2 separate regions of the Homo sapiens genome follow, and region 2 is linked to region 1. The links are chromatin loops, found by intact Hi-C in ENCODE. Cell type or tissue: adrenal gland. All regions are shown on one strand. Links, peaks and the distances in the headings refer to the core of each region. The heading gives the core; the rest is flanking DNA.

Region 1 (12,960 bases), core at 2,569-10,568:
AAAAGCGTTATTCTAAAAAGAACAACTACAGTGAGAGATTTATAACATAATCTCCTCAAAACTAATAGGACAAGCAGATAATAATAAATGAAGATATCAAATACTTGAACAATTAGTATTGGATATATGAAATTTATTTAAACATTAGGTTGGTATGGAAAAATACCTAATGTAAATGATGAGTTGATGGGTGCAGCAAACCAACATGGTACATGTATACCTATGTATCAAGCCTGCAAGTTGTGCACATGTACCCTAGAACTTAAAGTATAATAAATACATATATATGTTAGGTTGGTGCAAAAGTAATTGCTATTTTTGCCCACTATTAAAGTTTAATATTAATTAAATTTCATATATCCAATTACTTTTAATGGCAAAAACCACAATTACTTTTGCACCATCCTAACATATTAGATATAGTAGATGATACACCTTTTGAATATACATGCAACATATATAAGAATGAACTATTTCAAGCCTTTACAATAATCTCAATAAATTCCAAATGACCAATATGTACTTCAAACTATTACTCAGACTATTATACAATAAGTTTATAAATTAATACCAAAAATATAGCTATTGAGATGTAACAAATGTTTGAGAACTAAATAATATATGACCAAACAATCCATGGGCTAAGAGAAAAAAAAAAAAAACCTTAAAGAACATTAAGATCTATTTATAACTGAATGCAAACAAAACCCAGTTTATGTAAAATTTAGTTTGACATAGCTAAGGCAGCACTTGGGAAATTTATTGTTTACATGGACTCACTAGGAATTAAGAAAGGTTAAAAATAAACATCTTTATTATTTCTCTCCTTCTTGCTTCTTTAGCTGTGTCTTATTACTTTTTTTCAACTCATTGAGTTGAATGCTGCACTTGAATGACCTGTAAACATATGAAAAAAGATGCTCAGCCTAATTAATATTCAGAGATTAGCAAATGAAAGCCATGAGATACAAGGCTGGTGTGTTACATGCATATGCATAGTCCAAGATAACTCAGTATCATATTTGCATTCCAGCTATCAGGAAAGAAAAAAAGTTAGGAAATGGAGGGGAAAGGCAAACCCCTTCCTTTTAAAAGGGTGTGGCCTGAAAGATGCAACATTAACATTCTCATTGACCAGAACTTGGTCATGACTACACCAAGCTTTCTGAGGATCCGGGAAATGTATACTTTATTGAAGGCTTCCATGTACCAAGATGAAAACTGGGGTTTCTATTACTGCAGAAGAAAAAAAGAATAGACATTGAATAGATAGCCAGCATACTCTAGCATGGGAGACACACTGAAGTAAATTTTTTTAACTCTCAGACTTTGATGGGGAAATCCAGCCCCTTTTTAATGTTCTCAGATCGTTCATTTGGGTGTGGAAAGTTATCTGCTGCTCAAGATTTGAAAAAAATCTTGAAAATTTGAAAAATTTTTTCAAAAAAAAATTTGAAAAATAGGCCAAAACTAGGCTTGGAAAGAAAAAAAGTATGCATGCAAATATTTTTTCAGGAAAGTTGTGTTTATTCAGTCCAACATTTAATTACTTGAAGTTTTTTCAGCCTTCACCTTTTATGGAGCTTTTGAAGCAATGCTATCTGGGATGTTATTAAGCAGAACTGCTAGATAGTTCAAACCCTGAGGACTGATGGCAGCCAACGACTTATAGTGAAAATCAGACTACCTTTCATTTCTGTTTATGATATGCCATGATTTACTAATAGTTTTATATTATCAATTATTTTCACATGAAAAGGACTATAAACCTTTTTGAACGCACTGACAAGGATTTGTAATACCTCTTTGGTATCAAGAACACCATCTCTGGAAACCAAATGGGCATTTGACAAGCCAATCAATTATTTAATGGAATGCAGAGGAGAATATTTGGGGGGGAATAATTGACTCCTCCGAGTGGATTTGAAATGGTATAGTTTCTTTTCACAGAAGGCTTCTAGTTACTTTTCAAGAAACAGAATAACCTGGTGTTATCAATGTATAAAAGCTTAATTTTTTAATTCAGAAATATTTTAGCCTCCAGGCTTCCCGGCAGAATCTTGAAATGTTGTTGAACACTGAAAGAGTTAAGAGACCTGTTGACACTTATTACTGGAGTGAACAGAAATGAAATATCATTTTCTATTATACTGCTTGTCTCCTCTTCCCCATACCGTACAAGAAAATGTAGAAACAAAAGTAAAATCTGTTGAAAATTTACATTTGTTTGGAAAAAAAATGTATTAAAGAGGAGATTACAGGAATTGGCAATATCATCTTTTTACTGGAGGGCTACTGCCTGCCTGCCAGCATCAATGCCCAGTACCAGTCAAGCAACTTACCATATTTTAGGGATGGATCTAATTATAGCCAGCGGAAATTAGCTACTTTCAGATGGCACATTCACTTTCCTGTGTCCTGCATTTTATAATGTGCTTTTCCTGTCATTTGTCCCTTTGTCTAATTCAGAAGTCTTAGGAGACATTTAGCAGGAATGTAAGAGTCCTGAAGATACCAGACATGCAAAAAATGATAACAGGAACTATAATCACCAATTGTGGGCAATGATGATAAATTGTGTCCCACAAAAATTTATGTTCAACCAGCAACTCAAGTAAAAGAGGGCAAGATTGAGGAAGAAGCTGAAATACAGGTAGCTGTGCTCAGGAAACAAAAGCTAAAATTTTTAAAATTCAGTTTTTCTGTGAGCAAATACTTTTCTGCAAGAAAAGAAATGGGATAAAGGGCATACAGGTGCTTTGAAAAAAGAATTTCAGAATGATTTGGCACTTTAATCTATGTGACTGTATAATTTGATTTAAAAGCAAGCATTAAACAATTAAAAAGCTAAAATACAATTTATTTTCAAGCTCTAACTTCCAGTACCTGTAAACATGATCTTATTTTAAAACAGTCTCTTTGCAGATGTAATCAAATTAAGATGAGCTCATACTGGATGAGGGTGGGCCTTAAATTCAATAACTTGTGTCCTTATAAGGAAAGGAAAATTTAGAGACAAAGAGACACAGACATACATAGAGGGGGAAAGGCCAAATAAAGACAGAGGCAGAGATGGGAGTCAGACAGGTATAAACCAATGTATTAGTCAATTCTCATGCTGCTAATAAAGACATTCCCGAGACTGAGTACTTTATAAAGGAAAGAGGTTTAATTGACTCACAGTTCAGCATGGCTGGGAGGCCTCAGGAAACTAACAATGGCAGAAGGAGAAGCAAACACATCCTTCTTCACATTATGGCAGGAAGGAGAATGAGTGCCCAGTGAAGGGGAACTCCCATTATAAAACCATGAGATCTCATGAGAACTAACTCACTATCACGAGAACAGGATGGGGAAACCTGATTCAGTTATCTCCACCTGGTTCCTCCCAGGACACATGGGGATTATGGGAACTGCAATTCAAGATGAGATTTGGGCGGGAACACAGCCAAACCATATCAACCAAAGAACACCAAGGAATGCTGGGAGTTACCAGAAGCTAGGAAGAGGCAAAGGAAGGAGTCTTTGAGTCTCTGAAAGCTCAAGGAGGCTTCAAAGTGTACATGGCCCTGCCAGCACCTTGATTTAGAGCTTCTAGCCTCCAGAACTATGAGAAAATAAATTTCTACTGTTTTAAGCCACTCAGTTTGTAGTAATTTGGTTCAGCAGTCCTAGGAAATGAACATAGGTGGAAATGATATTTCTGGCTCAAAATTTTCCACTACGTCATCAGGAGTTAGTTGCAGACACTCGACCCTCAGGGATAGGAAAAATCTGGCACTGGTTATTTGACTTAAAGGTAGTAAGAACTATGTTAATGCTCAGAAACTAGACTTTAGCAGCCCATAGCATGCTGTGGTGAATTATCTAATTAAATGAATTCCTATGGTCACCTGGAATAAACTGACCTTTAAAAGAGATTTAGGGAAGCTGAGCTATTCTCCGACCTTAGACTAGTATGAAAAACTGAAGGAATTCAATATTGCGGAGTAGCAACTTCTAACAAAACCAGAAAGTTAAACAGACAAAAGCTCAAATGCTTAAATTCTCTGAACCATGATGAACTAAAGGCTTTCTATTATTATTTAGCACTAAAGCTAAGATAATTGGAGATTGAATTTCTTCCAAGGTCTGAGGTCACAGTTTCATGATTTCTTACATGACAGTTATAGCATTGGTCACAAAGGAGTGGGACAGAATTTAGAAGATTTGGACTACACCAAGACTCCAACTCCCTATGAACCTCCTCAGACAAATGGATCAGCCCTCTCTACCCTGTCCTGGTGAGGCTGTGCTACCTTCTTAAAGACACTGTCTCTCTCTTACCTGAGTAAATCGCTTTTCCAGAGGAAGCCACTTCTCAATTCTCATCTTCAGTCTTGCCCCCCACCCCCACCACTCCTCACAGTATTTAGATATTAACCATAGGAAGATACAGTATATGCTAGTAGACTAAACCCAAGAAGAAAATTCCTTGCAGGGTGTTACTTAAATTTTAGGAAGGATACCATACCATGGTGGTTAAAACACTGGAATCCAATGGCCTGAATTCAAATTCCCCCTGTGACACTTACTGTGTGACCTTTGTCAAGGTTTTTTTTACATATTTTTGCCTTAATTTCCTCATCTGTAAAATTCAAATAATAACAGTTTTATCCCTTAGGGTTTTTGTAATAATTAAAATGAATCTATATATATAACATGCTTAGAACAGCTGGCATACACTAAGCGCTACGTAAGTCGTGGCTATTCGTGCACATTAAACTCTAGAATACAATGCACTCAGGCTCCACCCAGCAATCATCCCTTAGTGTAGTTAGACTCTGGCCTTTTCTGCTATGGAGGCTCCATGCTGCAGTGTTCCACACCTCTGGATAACTGCCATTCTCAGCACAGTCAATCTGCACATCTTCTATGCTGAGCAGGTGCACACCGCCAAGGAAACAAAGACAATAACAAAGCCATATGTGCTAATACCAGATTCAACTTACTTAATCTGCAACATGAAAAAGTAGAATTATATAGTAACATCAAAACAGTGAGGCCCAGGATACAGCCGCTTCTTTTTATAAAACTACCATTTATTGAGGGCCTTCAGTTACAGAAACTGTGTGCTTCCCACTTTACAAGATATCGTGGATTGATGTCCGCTCAAATGTTTATGTCCCCTCATATTTCACATGTTGAACCCTAACCTCTAGTGTGATGCTATTTGGAAATAGCGTCTTTGGGAGCTAATTAGGGGCCCTCGTGATAATGGAATTTGTGTCCTTATAGAAAGAGACCAGAGAGTTTGCTCTATAAAGCTTTCTTCACCATTCTCCCTCACCCTTATGCGAGGACACAGGGAGTAGGTGGCGGTCATGTGCAAGCCAGGAAAAGAGCCCTCACCAGAATTCAACTATGCTGGCAACCTTACCTTGGACTTCCAGCCCCCAGAACTGTGAGAAAATAAATTTATATTGTTTAAGCCACCTAGACTACAATGCTTTTTATGGCAGCCCAAGCTAAGACATGGACATTTTCCTTTGTCCTCACAAGAGTGCAGGAGACCCAGTCCTTGCCCTCAGTGAACTTTCAGTTTACTGATTAGGTACTGATACCAAGGTGATTAGGCACAGAGATAGGGAAGTACACCAAGGATAGCTTGAGGAAAGGAATATATAAAGTACCCCCTCAGCACACACCTACAATTCTCTGCCAAATACAAGGGGGTTGTTTCTTGCTTGATGACAGCAACCAATGCACTTTGAAAACAATGTCAAGCAGGTTTCTTCCCACCCCTTTCCTAGCAAGTTCTTAGGAATTATGCTTCTCTCTCTCTTCCTCCTCCTCCTTCTCCTCCTCCTCCATAATTTCCTCCACTTTTGCCCTTGCCTGCTTCAAAATTCTTGGAAGAGGTTGGACCAGCATTCACCAGTATCCTGAGGTTTCAAAGCAATCATGTCCTAGTATGGTGGTTTCAGAACCAAGGACAGCACTGTGTCTATCTCTCCCAAAGTTCTGTAATCCACACCTATGGGAGTGGTGTGATTAGATTTCCCCCAAAGTCACAGTTAAGACAGATCTTTCATATGCCATCCTAAGAAAATAATATTAATGTAAAGTAATAGTAGTAATGCCTAATGTTTATTGAGTGTTTAATATATGCTATATGTTTATCATTTCATTTAATTCTCATAACAACCCTATAAAGTAGATTTTTTTATTATCCCCATTTGACAGTTGAGAAACAAACTCAGGAGGACATCAAGTGGTTTGCTCAAGGTCACGTGGATAGTAAGAATCAGAACCAGAAGTGGAATCCAAATTAGGCATTTACTACTATTATTCTATTTGACATGACTTCTTATATAACTGTACTTGCTGAAATTATTCTTTCTCTGAATAGTTTTTCCATCATAAAGCACTGTTTTCCAGGAACACTATCAGAATTATGTGCATTTCACCATATGAACCTTACACAATATGACTTCATTACTCATGGGACATTGAGCTTCCATGAAGCCAGATAACATTAGCAGAGACTCCTGCAAGGAATTACATGGCGAGGCTGAGAGAAGACATTCCCAATTAATCATTGCCTTCCACCTTAACCATTGAACTACCAGCCCCAAGAACTGTGAGAAAGTGAATTTGTATTGTTTAAGCCACCCAGTCTATATAACACTTAATTATGGCAGCTCAAGCTAACCATAAGACATAGACATTTTCCTTTGTCCTCAGCCTGTGAGTGATGGAGAGTTACTGTCACCAATAGGAAGGAAACGAGAAGGGCAAATAATATTCATGGAAAATTGCTGTTTTGCAAGGACCTTGGTAGGCATTTTTGCAATATTTTAAAATTTTATATTGAATTTCTAAATACAACTTATTATAGTTTTTTTCAATTATATATACACACTCCAGCGAAAAAATAAAACCAAAAGGAAAACCTCACTTATTTTCCAGTACTCAGAGATAACTATTCTTTCTGTTTTGTGTATTTCTCCACAGTCTTTACTTTCTACAATTATTTTCAGCAAGTAGGGGAGTGAGTAGACCATCCAATGATAAACTAAGTATTTATCTGCTAAACATACTGGGACTCCAAGTAAACTCTCATTTGAAGAAAGGATATCATTTGTTTTTAAAACTAAAGTTTTTAAAATTTATCTAGTAAATATTTTGGATAAGCTTGTGGATATTTTGAAGTTAACTTTCGATTATAAACCAGAAATATTAGTAGCTAATTTGTAATCCCATGGAAGAGAAATGTCTGAGTATTGGATTTCAAAAATTCCAAAATCAACTCGCTATCTACTTATACACCACTAGGTGGTACTAGGTGATTTTTCTTTTCTCTTTAAGTCAGATAATTGTGTGTGTTTTCTGCTCTTAACACTCCTTAAAAGGTGAAATTGAAGGAAATTTGGGAAGTGCTAGAAAAGTTCTAAAATTGGATTGTGGTGATGGCTTCTAAATTTAAATCACAAATTTACTAATATGTCTTGAATGACATTTCAGTGAAGCTGTAAAAATTTTAAAAAAAGCTAAAACTTTTTCATATGTGGTTTATCTTGAGAATCCATATGCTTTTTCTGTATATTTAAAAGAAAGCAAGAAATCTGCTTAGCGACAAGTTGAAAATTTTTAATTCATTTATATAATCTGGACATGCTTCCACCATTGTACTTTTACTTCTTTAATTTGCATACTTTCAGAATTGTCTTACATCAGAAAATTGCCTAATATTGCAGGTACCTAATTAACCAATATAATTAAGTATTTATTTAAAACCTTTTTATATAGTACTCTCAAACAGAAACAATTTGATTTTTGGTATTGCCTTTCAATAGCTTCTTCACCACGCAGAGTATCTCTATGAAATGCAAGAGTCCATAAACCCACATCTTTAACTTTTAACTTGGATGGTATTTTCAGCATTTAATTTGATTAAAGACGGGGTTTTTTTCCACAGTGATATACATGGCACAACATATTATCACTAACACAGGTATCCCTTGTTAAGGAAATTACAGAATTGGGAAGTAAGCAAATCTAGTGCCGTAGTTAAATCCCTTGGCCTCTTAGATCTGCATTGAACTCATTCTAAGCTCTGTGAGCTTGGGCAGTGTTCAGGAGTTGGAAGCTGTTTAACCTCCCCAGGCCTTTTCCTCATCTGTAAATTTGGAATAAAACTTTCTCATAGAGATTGTATGAGGATTAGATAGGTTTGACATCAGTAACATAGAGGAAGAAAAATGTTACTGAAACTGTGCTTGCCAAAAGTGGCTATCATAATTCATTTTTGTAAAATTAAACCTCTGTTCTTTACAGACATTGTTGAGAAACAGGGGAACACAACTGAGACTGGAAGGCTTTGCCAGTGATGTTAAGCTTAAGATCTGAAGTAGGTAGATGGCTTGTTGTTTTTAATAAAGACATTAAGGACTCGGATATAGTAACTGTTAAAAATTCCAGGAGGGAGAGATGTAGGCACTAAAGGGTAGTTTAAGACACAGATGTTTAACATTCTATTTCAATTTGTTTGTGTTATTGCAATGCAACCAAGTTTATCATTCCCAAGCCTTCCTTTAATCCTGCTGCACAAACAAAGTCTCTGTGTGATTAGTGTGAGAGGAAATCAAAGAAAAGGAGCTGAGTCCCACCCTGGCTTGTTATGGAGCAGAAAAAGCAGCTGCAGAATTAAACAAGATCAAGGGCTGTTGTCCAGGCAGTGATGTGATCATAGCTCGCTGTAACCTCCAACTCCTGGGCTTAAGTGATCCTCCCATCTCAGCCTCACAAGTATTTGGGACTATAGGCCTGAGTCATCATGCCTGGCTGGTTTTTAAAAATTTTTTATAGAGACAGGGTTTTGCTTTGCTGCCCAGGCTTGCCTCAAACTCTTGGCCTCAAGTCATTCTCCCACCTCAGCCTCCCAAAGTGCTAGGATTACAGGAGTGAGCCACTGCACCAGGCCTCAAATTTTTTTTAAGATGTGAGATAGAAGGTTGTAATCAAATGTGCATGTTTGTGTGGGGGAGGGGTGGGGGAGATGTCTTAATGTATACAGAGTTGAGCCTCACTATTTATGGATTTCATATTTGCAAATTCACCTACTTGCTAAAATTTATTTGCAGCCCCAACACAAATACTAAAAACAACAATAAATATTGACAGCATTTTATCAGTCATTTGCAGACACATACAGAACAGACACACACACACACAAAATGAGTCACCGGAGGCACGCTTTCCTAGCTGCAATCAAACAAGGTAATGTTCTGCCTTCTTGTTTCAGCTCACATAAACAAGTATCCTTTTCACAGTCTATTTACTGCCATGATTTTGCATTTTGGTACTTTTATTATTTTTATTTACTTTTTTGGTGATATTGCTGTTTAAAATGGCCCTACCAAGAGTAGTGCTGAGGTGTTGCCTAGTGTTCCTAAGTGTAGAAGGCTGTAATATGCGTGAGGAAGAAAATACACATGAAGATAAGCTTCATTCAGGCATGAGTTACAGTGCTGTTGGCTGGGTGTTCAGTGTGAATCAATCAAAAGTATATATTAACCAAGCCATCTTTAAACAGCAACACATATTAATATACTGCAATACAATTCTGATGCTAACCATCCAGTTAGCATTCAGACTCCGCAAGTTAAAGAACACAGTCCCCGCAAAGACTGCTCTTATTTCAGATGCCAATTCAGGGGTGTCCAGGCCTCCCATACTTCTGACCAACTGGTTACAAATCTGGGGGTTTCAAGGACCCCCTCAGGTTCAATAATTCACTAAAATGACTCACAGAACTCAGGAGAGTGCTACACTTATAATTACAGTATATTATAAAGGATACAAACCAGGATGAATTAAGTGAAAAGACACAAAGGGTGAGGTCTGGAAGGGCGCCCAAACATACAGCTTCCTTGCCTGCTAAAAAAGCTTCTATTCAAAAGAAAGAGAGTAGCTGTCGAAAAGCAGGGAGAACAGAACTACCTGAGAGCACAGCCAACTAGAGCCATTTATGCTCCAACACCCTTGGAACCCTCAAAAGCCCCTGCAGCTAGTGGGGAACAGGATCACAAATATTTATCCTCTAAAATTTAAAGTCACCAAAAAGACATTACCCTTCCTTCCTTCCTTCCTTCCTTCCTTCCTCCCTCTCTCTCTCTTCCTTCCTTTCTTCCTTCCTTTTTCTTTCTTTCTTTCTTCTTTCTCTTTCTTTCTTCCTTTCTTTTTTTCTCTCTCTCTCTTTCTTTCTTTCTTTCTTCTTTCCTTCTACATATAAGGAGCACCTACTCTGTCCCAAGCAGTGTTCTAGATGCTGCAGAAGCAACCAGGAACAAAAATGACAAAGCTTTTGCTCTCCTGGAGCTTCCCTTCTACAGGGGGAGAATATGGTGTGGGGGCGTGGGTTGGGACAGGGGATGAGAGAGACAGACAATAAATAAATAAGAAAAACATAATATATGTCAGATAATAATAAGTGCTGTGAAGAAACATTTGACAGTGCAAAATGCCTGAGTCATGAGGCACCGGCTGTTCTTACCCAGCAAAAAGCCTTCTAGGGCAATGATACAGGCACGGGGAACTGGAAAGCGTTGGGGAGAAGTCTATGAAGATGTGAGAGTTGAAAGTTCCAGGTAAAGGCAAGTGCAAATTCCAGGCGTAGCAGGAAGAACTGCACGAAGGGCAGTGCCAGCTTAGCCAGAGGGCTAAATATGATAGGAATGGAAGGAAATGAGATCAGAGAGGCAGCCACAGTTTCGAGAATATAAGGCTCTGGAAATCACCATAAGTATTTTGGATTTTATTCAAGTGAGATGGGACACTATTGGAGGATCTTGAGTGGGAGAGTGAAATGATTTGACTCGGATTTTAACACCCTCATTCTCACTGCTAGTGGAGAAAGAGGATAGGGTGACAAAAGGGGAAGCATGCAAGTATCTAGAAGGCCACTGGGCAACCCTGGAAAGAGATCATGGGGACTTGGACCAGGGTATTAGCACTGGAGGTGGTGAGAGGGAGTCGGACTCTGGGTGTATTTTTGAAGGTAGAACCAACAAACCTTACTAATAGAATGGATTTGGAAGAAAGAGTCAAAGATGACTCTTTTTTTTGTTTTGTTGCAGAGACAGCTGGAAAGATGGCGTTGACTCCAAAGATGGAGCTAAGGATCACCAGAAAGGAATCTGTATTTTTCTAAGACTTTTTGGTATATTTACTGCTCTCAGGTAGTAGCTAAATTACACTGTGACTATTTCTAATTACTTTGGCTGCTAAATGGCTAATGGCTTAATTCATATAAAGTACAGTGCTGGGACTAAGCTACTGTACTATGAATACTAGCTACTGTTACTACACTTTAGATCACAATTTAACTTCTAGTTACTATACCTTAGATCACAGTTTAACTTCAGTAAAATATCCGGAATAACCAGACCAAAAATTAGGATAGTTCATGAGAAAGTAACCCAATGTTTTCCGACTTGGTGACTTATCATCCATCTAAGTAAATGAAGGGTGTTCAAGTGCGTGAATACTCAGAAGAAACTAAATTTGAATACATGGATCTCTGATTTGTTCTTTTGGAATACAAGTTTAAGAGCTAGAGATTAAAATGATTAGTGGTCTGCTAAGAGATGTTGCTGGGGGAAGGACATTTAACCTTTATAAACCAGAAAATGTATTTATCTTTCAGTCATATTGTGTTCTGCTCTGTGCTTTACTGCTTAATTTTCATGAAAACAAAGTGAATGTATGTCTTAGAACAAGGACAGTTGGCAGAGCATGTGCAGGCCCTACATTGCCTATTGCTTATTTTCATAACTCTATTTAATTATAATTTACATATAACAAAATGCAACCGTTCATAAGTTTCTCAAGTCTTGACAAATAGATAACATTTGTATAACCACTGTCACAATCGTGGTAAACAATGTTGCCATCAGTGCTTTCCCAGAACCCCTCGTCTCTTCTGGAGACCACCTCTTCTATTTATCGTTAAAGATTGTTAACTCCAAGTCCCCAGTCTCTGTCCAGCCAGGGGAAACGAACCCTATGAGTTCAGTGGTTTTTCTCCTTTCGGGGAGAAGGAGGGAATTCCACCTCACAGTGACACTACCTGGTATAGTGGGAAAGAGAGGGTGGTATTAGTGACATATTTGCTGAATTTTATCTAATTCAGTCATCCTTTGGTATCTGTAGAGGATTGGTTCCAGATGGATTCCAAAATCTGTGGAGGCTCAAGTCTATGATATAAAATGGTGTGGCATTTGCATACAACCTACCCATATCTTACTGTATGCTTTAAATCATCTCTAGATTATGTATTAAATATAATACAATGCAAAACTATATAAATAGTTGTTATACTGTATTTTAAAATTTGTATTATTTCTAATTGTTGTATTGTTATTTTTGTTGGAGATTTTTCCTGAATATTTTCCATCTCTGATTGGTTGGATCTGCAAATAAGTAACCTGCAGATACATAAAGCCAACTGTATTCTTTTCCCCAAGTGCTACTAGATAAAAGTATGTCTGTCTGTCTGTCTGTCTGTCTGTCTTTGGGTGGGACTTTTCTAACTTCATACTGATGCAAATGAACAAATTGTGTACCTAAAGTGTGGCGAAATGATAGGTATAAGGAGAGAAAGACAAGTGCCCACCAGCCCTGGCCCCAAATCTTAGCTTTAACACCAACTAACTGCATGACATTAGACATGGGCCTCAGTTCCCTCATCTGTAAAATGGACAATAGTGGCTTCACGTACTGATTGGATCAGTTTGTGTTCTGGAGGGTAAGACAGGGCCTGCTTCTGCTGCAACACTCGCCATCACTGCTTCACAGGCCCGGCCCACAGGAAGGAGCTTATCCAGGCTGTGGAGCCCACAGTGTATCTCTAAGTGTCTTCTAAATCTCTTGGCCTCACCTCAACTTTGATTCCCTCGGAAAGATTCTTTTCAAAGA
Region 2 (8,000 bases), core at 1-8,000, 220 kb after region 1:
TTCAGAGATCAAGTGAGAAGTGTGAGGACTAGGAAGTTACAAGTAAAACCCTCAGGAGAGAAATCCCTAGTGATAGCTCTAGAAACAAAGAGGGAAATAGTTAAGTTGTAAAGTGCTTGGAGTCTATAGTAGTTTCAATACTCAGTGACTGAGAGATTCAGGAAGAAGAAACTAAATCAGAGGAGCCCTACTTACAGTTATGAATAAAAGTTGAATTTGTTACTGATTATAGCCAAATTGCTATTAAGAGCCACAGAATTTTGTAAATTACAGGTACTACTTACTATCCAAATTCAGAAACTTAAGTATAATAATGCAATATCACTCCCTGAACTCAGAAATTAAACTGATAGTAAGGGATACTTGTATTCTTTTCCACAGTTTCTTCCCTTTTGGTAACTAGTAAAATGAATTTAACACAACTATGGAGCTTTAAAGGTGGAGACATTCAGGGAATGGAGTGAGATGAAAGATTATTAAACAAATAGTCCATTGTTCTTGGGTTGTGGTGGAAGCATGCAGTGATTTGGTCAAGGGGACAGTAGTATCTTACAAGGATGAACCTAAGGTTGTTTTATCTTTTAAAAAGGTTTTGTACATATATATTCAGTTATTTAGTTCATGGAGACTATGAGAATAATAGGTAAAGGAAATGGTTTTGTATGGAAAATAACTGGTGAAATCTAACATAATTTTCATAACAGTGCTGTCAAAAAAATTCTGACCGCAAGATGTAATAATCACACTATATAAGAATCATAACATTCACTTTAAGGAATAATCTGTAATGCGTAGTAGTGAATAAAGTTTCTGTAGGTAAAATTAAGTCTCATGGAGGTTAACACTATTTTTGACCCTCCAATTTTTTTAATTCAGGAGTTAACACTGCTTGGAAAACCAAAAAGACCTCGTTCAGCTTATAACGTTTATGTAGCTGAAAGATTCCAAGAAGCTAAGGGTGATTCACCGCAGGTAAAGCTGAAATATATTTTTGTTTAATTTTTAAAATATTTAGACAGGAAAAGTCTAGAGTGCCATGTGTCAGGTAGTGAAGAAAAGTAGTGAATATCCAGACAGTAAACTCTTTTGCTAAGGCCCTCTTTAAAGAAAAATCTTTTTTCTTACCATATACAATCAATTTAGGTATGTAGTTGCCAACACATACATACATACATTGCCAACTTTTTAAATTTAAATACTTAACATTTTTTTTAATATGTAGGGATATTAAAGTTCTTCTGGAGGCTTTTCTGTTCCAGCAGTTCTTAACTGTTTTACGATCACTAGAAAGAATGAGAGTAGAGCTGCAATATTTTCTATGGGGAATTGATTGTAACCTATTGCTTCATTTATATCTTTTAATAACATTTTGGTTATACCCATAGGGATGTGTTATACATGTGAATGCATCATATCAGTGTGTCAAAGAAAAAGAAAGCTTGTCAATCCCTGCTGTGGCTTAGTCTTTCCTATTTTTTTGCTGCTTAGAAGCTCCAAATGGGCAATTGCTTTTTTTCCTGTATCATATGACATAGTAAGAGAAATGGATGTTTAGATCCGTAACCCATGTTAATCTAAGATGAAGTTTTTGGCACTCTGCCTACGGGATTATTATATCTGTAGTTCACTTTACAAATTCTGTTTCCATATCCCTAAATAACATTTTTATATTGTTGCTTCTTGATTTTTTTTCAACTTTAATCATTGTTTATCTTATGCTTTAAGCATTACCTACCACCGTTTAAGCTAGACATTTAACTGTCATCCCACTGTTGTCATGTTTCGATTCCCCTACCTCCCAATATAGTTAAAATTTTGGTTAGCTTGGTATTGTGTGTCTATATTAGGTTGGTGCAAAAGTAATTGTGGTCTTTGCCATTAAAAGTAATGGCAAACACAGCAGTTACTTTTGCACCAACCTAATAGTATTATGATTATGTAAGCTGTATTCACAGCTGACATATGCTATGATTATTTTTTCTTTCTTACGAAACTTATTTTCCCTGAAGTTGCTTATGTCTGTTTGTTCACTTAGGTTTTTTTTTTTTTTTTGTACTTACCAATAATTCACCCTCAAACTCCTCGGTATTCACCAGCTTTTAGTAAATTTAGGATGTGTTTTTCTTTCAGTTTAACTCTGAAAACTGGGGTTTGTTCCAGTGTGACTGTTGCCTTCTAATCCTAGTATACAGCTAACATCTTGAGATTGCCTTCATTATCCTTGTGGTGCTGCTTTTGCTTCTGTTGTTTACTTTTTTGGTTTACTCTGATTCTTGTATAGCATCTTTCCCAGTAAAGGTGCATGGGAGATTAAATTTTTGAGTTTTGCATGTCTGAAAATGTCTGTATCCTCACATTCACTTGTTAGACTGGGCATAGAATTCTAGTTTGGAAAACATATTTCTTCAAAATGTAAAAATTCCTTTTCTTCTACCTTATTGTACTGCTTTTGAGAAATCTAAAACTGTTTTGATTATTGGTCCTTTAAATGTGATCTGGTGCTTTTTTTTTCCTCCCCTTTAGAACTCCTGCTACATGTATATGCATCTTCTGAGCTGGTCCTTATTTTCTTATTTTTTTCCGTACTGTTTTCCTTTAGTCTTCTTTCCTTTTTTTTTGTTTTGTTTTGTTTTGTTTTTCCTGAACTGCTGGATACATTTTAACTTAATCTCTCTGCTTTTAGTATGGTACCATTTCCCTCAACTGTACCTGTACCTGGTTTTCACAGAGTGACACTATTTTACTCTCTAGAGAGGATAAATGTCCTAAAATTTGCCATGGTAGAAATTTAACCTCTTTTTTTTTTTTGAGACAGGCAGCCTGTTATACAGGCTGGAGTGCGGTGGCACTATCTCAGCTCACTGCAGCCTCTGCCTTCCGGGCTCAAGCAATTTTCCCACCTCAACCTCTTGAGTAGCCAGGTCTACAGTCATGTGCCACCAAGCCTGGCTAATTTTTTGGGTATTTTGTAGAGACGGGGTCTCATCATATTACCCCAGGCTGGTCTTGAACTCCTGAGCTCAGGTGATCCACCCACCTCAGCCTCTCAAAGTGCTGGGATTACAGATGTGAGCCACTGTGCCTGACCCAACCTCTCTTTATTTTTTTTGAGTCGGAGTCTCACTCTGTGGCCCAGGCTGGAGTGCAGTGGCGTGATCTCGGCTCACTGCAACCTGCGCCTCCCGGGTTCAAGCGATCCTCCTGCCTCAGCCTGCCTAGTAGCTGGGACCACAGGCACGTGCCACCACACCTGGCTAATTTTTTATATTTTTAGTAGAGATGGGGTTTCACCATATTGGCCAGGCTGGTCTCGAACTCCTGACCTCATGATCTGCCTGCCTCGGCCTCCCAAAGTACTGGGATTACAGGCGTGAGCCACCACACCTGGCCCTAATCTCTTTTTAAACAGTCTTTCAGCCAATCTTGTGTTTAACCTTAGCTTCACCTGTTTTACACCTGTCTGGTGCTGCCAATTCCTGAGATATTTGGGAATTCTGTATGGTAAATTAAGTTGCTTTTAGGTTTTCTCCACTGTCAGTTTAACAATTAGCTTTCTTTTGTCAGTTAAGTCAGTTACCACTAATGCATCTGCTTTTCAGCTTCCAGAATTTTGTGTTGATAGTGCCCTCTTCTGTTGTCTTTATTCATGTGGGATTATCCTTTAAAAAGATTTCTTTGTTTAATGGGATTTTAGGGAAAGCAAAAGTAAACATCTTTGGCTGGGCACAGTGGCTCATGCCTGTAATCCTAACAATTTGGGAAGCGGGGTGGGAGGGTTGCTTGATTCCAGGAGTTCAAGACCAGCCCTGGGCAACGTGGTAAGACCCCATCTTTACAAAAAAAGTTTTTTAAAAAAATTAACCAGGCATGGTGGTGCATATCTGTGGTCCCAGCTACTCCAGAAGTTGAGACAGGAGGATCACTTGAGCCCAGGAGGTCAGTGCTGCAGTGAGCTGTGATCATACCACTGCTTTCCCACCTGAGTGACAGAGTGAGACCTTGTCTCAAAAAAAAAAAAAAAATTCTATCCCTTTAATTTTATAAATGAAGAGCCAAGCCCAAGGGAGGTAAAGTGACCTTTTCCAGGTCATATAATTAAGTTCAACTAAGTAGACTTACTGGACTTGTGCTGTATTGTTCTTATTACTGCATCTAAACACTGAAGCACAGATTTTCAAATAAAACCTAAAGCTACAGGGAAGGAATAAAAACAGACTTTGAAGTTAGTTTATGACAACACATAGATTATACCTGAATATTAATATTTCCGAATCAAAAATATGTACCTTCATTCAGTTCATTTTTGTAAATTGTAACAGTTTGATAGTTTTTGTTTAGAGAGAAAAGATGTTAAGAATTGATGAGGCTTTGCCTGTAATTCTTGGTATCTTGAGTTTTTGTTGGAATGAATAATAAAGGTCACTGAAGTCCCCATATCTACCTTAACTTAAACATATATTGTTTTACAGGAAAAGCTGAAGACTGTAAAGGAAAACTGGAAAAATCTGTCTGACTCTGAAAAGGAAGTGAGTATTACGGTTGTTAGTCTCAAGTGTCTACTTAGGATATCTGTGAGAGAATGTATTAGGGCAAGGCTTGATTCATGTGAAGACAACCTTGTATTACTAATAATACAAGTATTCTAAAATTATTTTCATATTCTCAGAACCAGTTTGGCATTTTTCTCTTGGTAGTTTTTGTCTGCAAATAAAATTGGTATTTGAAACCACAGCACTCATAAGCCTGAGTGTCCACTTATTCAGTGGCAGTGATACCCTGCTGCTGCCCCCTTCCTGCACCTCAAGATCTGAACTTGTAACAATTTCATTCAAAGAGATAACAGTCTATCTCTTACATTTTCATCATCTAACTTTTATCTCATGAAAATATTTCTTCTCCAGTCTGCCTTTATACATGTAGAATGGTAATGTAATTTCTAAAGTATATACAGAAGCATTCCAGAAATTAATTGCTATTTTAAATAATCATTTTATCTCAAAAAATAAGTAAATCATTTTAACAGTTATGCTTTTTCTCAGTTATATATTCAGCATGCTAAAGAGGACGAAACTCGTTATCATAATGAAATGAAGTCTTGGGAAGAACAAATGATTGAAGTTGGACGAAAGGATCTTCTACGTCGCACAATAAAGAAACAACGAAAATATGGTGCTGAGGAGTGTTAAAAGTAGAAGATTGAGATGTGTTCACAATGGATAGGCACAGGAAACCAGTTAGGTCTCAATACCTGAAGCTATCGTAAAATTAAGAAAGGATAAAGTTGGTAAACCTTTTATATTTAGTATCTTTTTATTCAGCTCATGGACTTCTGCCAGCATAATACTTGCTTTGGAAAACCCAGATAAAGGTTCATGCAAACTTTATTTTGTGTTTAGGAACTACTGAGGATCAGAGTAATCCAAGCAAATGTGAATCATTTTACCTTTGACAAAGGTAAATCAGACTATGAAGTTTTTTTTATACAGGATGATGACTATGGAAAGAGTACTCTTGTTTCCTTATATTATGGAGGCAGGAGTTTCGTTTTCAAAATTGTTACAAATTGTAGAAGCCACGGTGTTCTGTGATATAAGTGTGTGTTTTTCATAAAGCAGGCAGAACTCATCTAGGTAAATTACAGTTCCTAGGTATAATTCACATTGTATTCAGAGTTGATGGTTGTACATATAAGTGATTGCTGGTTTTAGTTGCAACTTTGTATAAAAGGGACTGAGAAATTTATAAACTTTTTTCTTACTGTCTTTTTTCTAAAGTAAAAACAAAGAAATTATGTGCCAGATTTATGCATATTATTTTATGTTGCATAGAATAAAATTTTTAATCTTTAATTTTACATTTCCTAAATATATTTTAAGACGAAACATTTGTTCTATAGCTTTTCCCTTTTTTTAAGTAAGGAATTTTATTTTTTTCTGAATTATTTTCTCTCGTGAGTATATTGATCCAGAAAGAAAACTTGTATTATGTGTGTTTTAAAATGAGAAATCTAAAAAACGAAAAGTCTCCAAAGTCTCTGGAATTTGAAACACTTTGCATAACGTATAAAAGCCTGTTTAAGAGACAGCCAACTATGGCCTGTGGATCAAATCCAGCCTGCTGCCTGCTTTTTATGGCCTGTGAGCTAGGAATTGTGTTTATAATTTTAAATGTTTTTTTTTAAAGACTTTTATGATACTTGAAAATTAACATGAATATTTAGTGTTCATAAATAAAGTTTGTTGAAACACAACCAAGATCATTCTTTTACTTGTCTATGGCTGCTTTTCTGTGGCAGAGTAGCTGCCACAGAAACTATAGCCCACAAAGCCTGATATTTACTGTCTGTCTGTTTATGGAAAAAATTTATCAACCCATGGTCTATAGTATAGTGTGATATGACTACTGTTCCAATGTATTGAAGTGTTGGGATAGTTTTTTCAAATGTTTTCAGATGTTCTTGTTTTAGAATCATTGTCACCTTTAAGAGGAAAAAGGTCATCACTAGATAATCTAAACAAATTGTTGCTTCTCAGTGTTAGCAAGGAAAATAATCTAGTTTCAAATTACATTGCAGTATAATGAAAAAGATCCATATACTGTGGAATGATATTCTTTTAAAATTATTTGCTATGGCTTGGTAAAAATGTACTTTTTCCAGTAGCACATATCACAAGAACCTCACTGTAGTTGAAAGCCATCTTTCTTTAGTATTTGTTTATCCTTTTAGGAGAGTCAAGCAAAGGTTTTCACCACCTGTTTGAGCAGAATAATTCTCATCAGTTCACAGATATAGGATAACTCAATTTATATGCACTTTATGCGTTATGCAAAATATTTAGAAATTGTAGATTCTAGATCTCCAGAAAGACTTTGAAGACTTTGATGTCACAAAAAGATGACTTGTTATATGCTGAGCTTGACAAAGGTAGGAATGGGAGAGAAAAATAGTAGCTTATGAGGAAATATGAGGCTTTAAATATATAAAGTTGGATATTTTAAAATAACTTTTCCCTGTGGGAGCTTCTCACTCTGGGTGCAGACAGGACAGTGTTGGCCATTGGTGAAATAGATAGGATGGGTTTGAGGCCAGAGCAGTCTGGGAGTAGGGGGAAAGAGAAGGAGGTGTGCTAGTGTCTATCACAGGCTTTCTCAATTAGGTTTGCAGGAGAAAAAGCCCTAAGTCCCTGTGTCATCTAGAATGGTACTAATTATGTACAGTCCCTAGGAGAATGGAGAAAATCATAACTCAAATCATCGACTCAATTCTGTTCTCTTCAGATGAGCTCAGAGAGCACATAGGAGTGTTTGTAATGAGGGGTATGTAATGATTGAGATAGAGGAATGAGTTACATAAACATCTCGGGACAAATGCAGCATAGAAAACATCTTTGTAGTTACCCTGCGGGGAAATTTCCTCTGAGTTCTTTTAACATTAACTACCCGTATTATTTTATACTTAACATTCATATCATACCTTCCCAAATATATTGGGAAGTTCAGTGTTAAGTACGTTTCTCAAGTACTTAACAACTTAATATAGGGAGGAAAGGTGTAAACAGTGAAAAAAGAGCAAAACTATTTTATGGTAATTTTATGGTAGTATCAGCTTGTATTTGGTTCTCTGTTTCTAAAATAATGTAATTTTTAATATTTTAAATAATAGGATAACCTGGTTTCCAAGCCTTTTTTTCCCCCGACATCCAGAATACACACTGGATCCAAGCCTTTCTTAAACATCAGTACATGTGGAAGACTGGCATGCCATATACCAAATGCCATTCAGCTGTAACAGTATACACAGATTTTCTCTTATAAAGAATAAGAACATCATAACCAATGACCACTCATATAAAGTCTTATTTGTGTGTGTGTGTGTGTGTGTGTGCACGTGTGTGTGTTAGAGTCTCATTATATTGCTCAGGCTGGAGGGCATGGTGTGATCTTGGCTCACTGCAGCCTTGACCTCCTGGGCTCAAGTGATCCTTCCGAGTCGTTGGGAC

What was found. A loop is a pair of places that touch in the nucleus more often than their neighbours do. Peaks named below come from ENCODE experiments on the same cell type or tissue, not always from the same donor. Only the 100,000 strongest peaks of a DNase experiment are listed, where the experiment ranks them.
Region 2: it touches region 1 in a loop (3-fold over the local background); 46 of 110 quality-filtered maps call a loop at or near these places.

What each region holds. Positions count from the first base shown.
Region 1 is chr10:58,170,226-58,183,185 of GRCh38, forward strand. No RefSeq gene overlaps it. Among named protein-coding and RNA genes, the nearest start is that of IPMK, 91 kb to the right of the region's middle. In adrenal gland, for the core only: a CTCF peak has its summit at 7,326 (motif pointing right); no DNase peak of the experiment used is centred there.
Region 2 is chr10:58,389,889-58,397,888 of GRCh38, forward strand. TFAM (transcription factor A, mitochondrial) reads left to right here. Exons shown (of 7, transcript NM_003201.3): 5 at 877-972; 6 at 4,470-4,526; 7 at 5,040-8,000. The coding sequence ends at 5,186. Among named protein-coding and RNA genes, the nearest start is that of TFAM, 8.5 kb to the left of the region's middle. In adrenal gland, for the core only: a CTCF peak has its summit at 3,614 (motif pointing left); no DNase peak of the experiment used is centred there.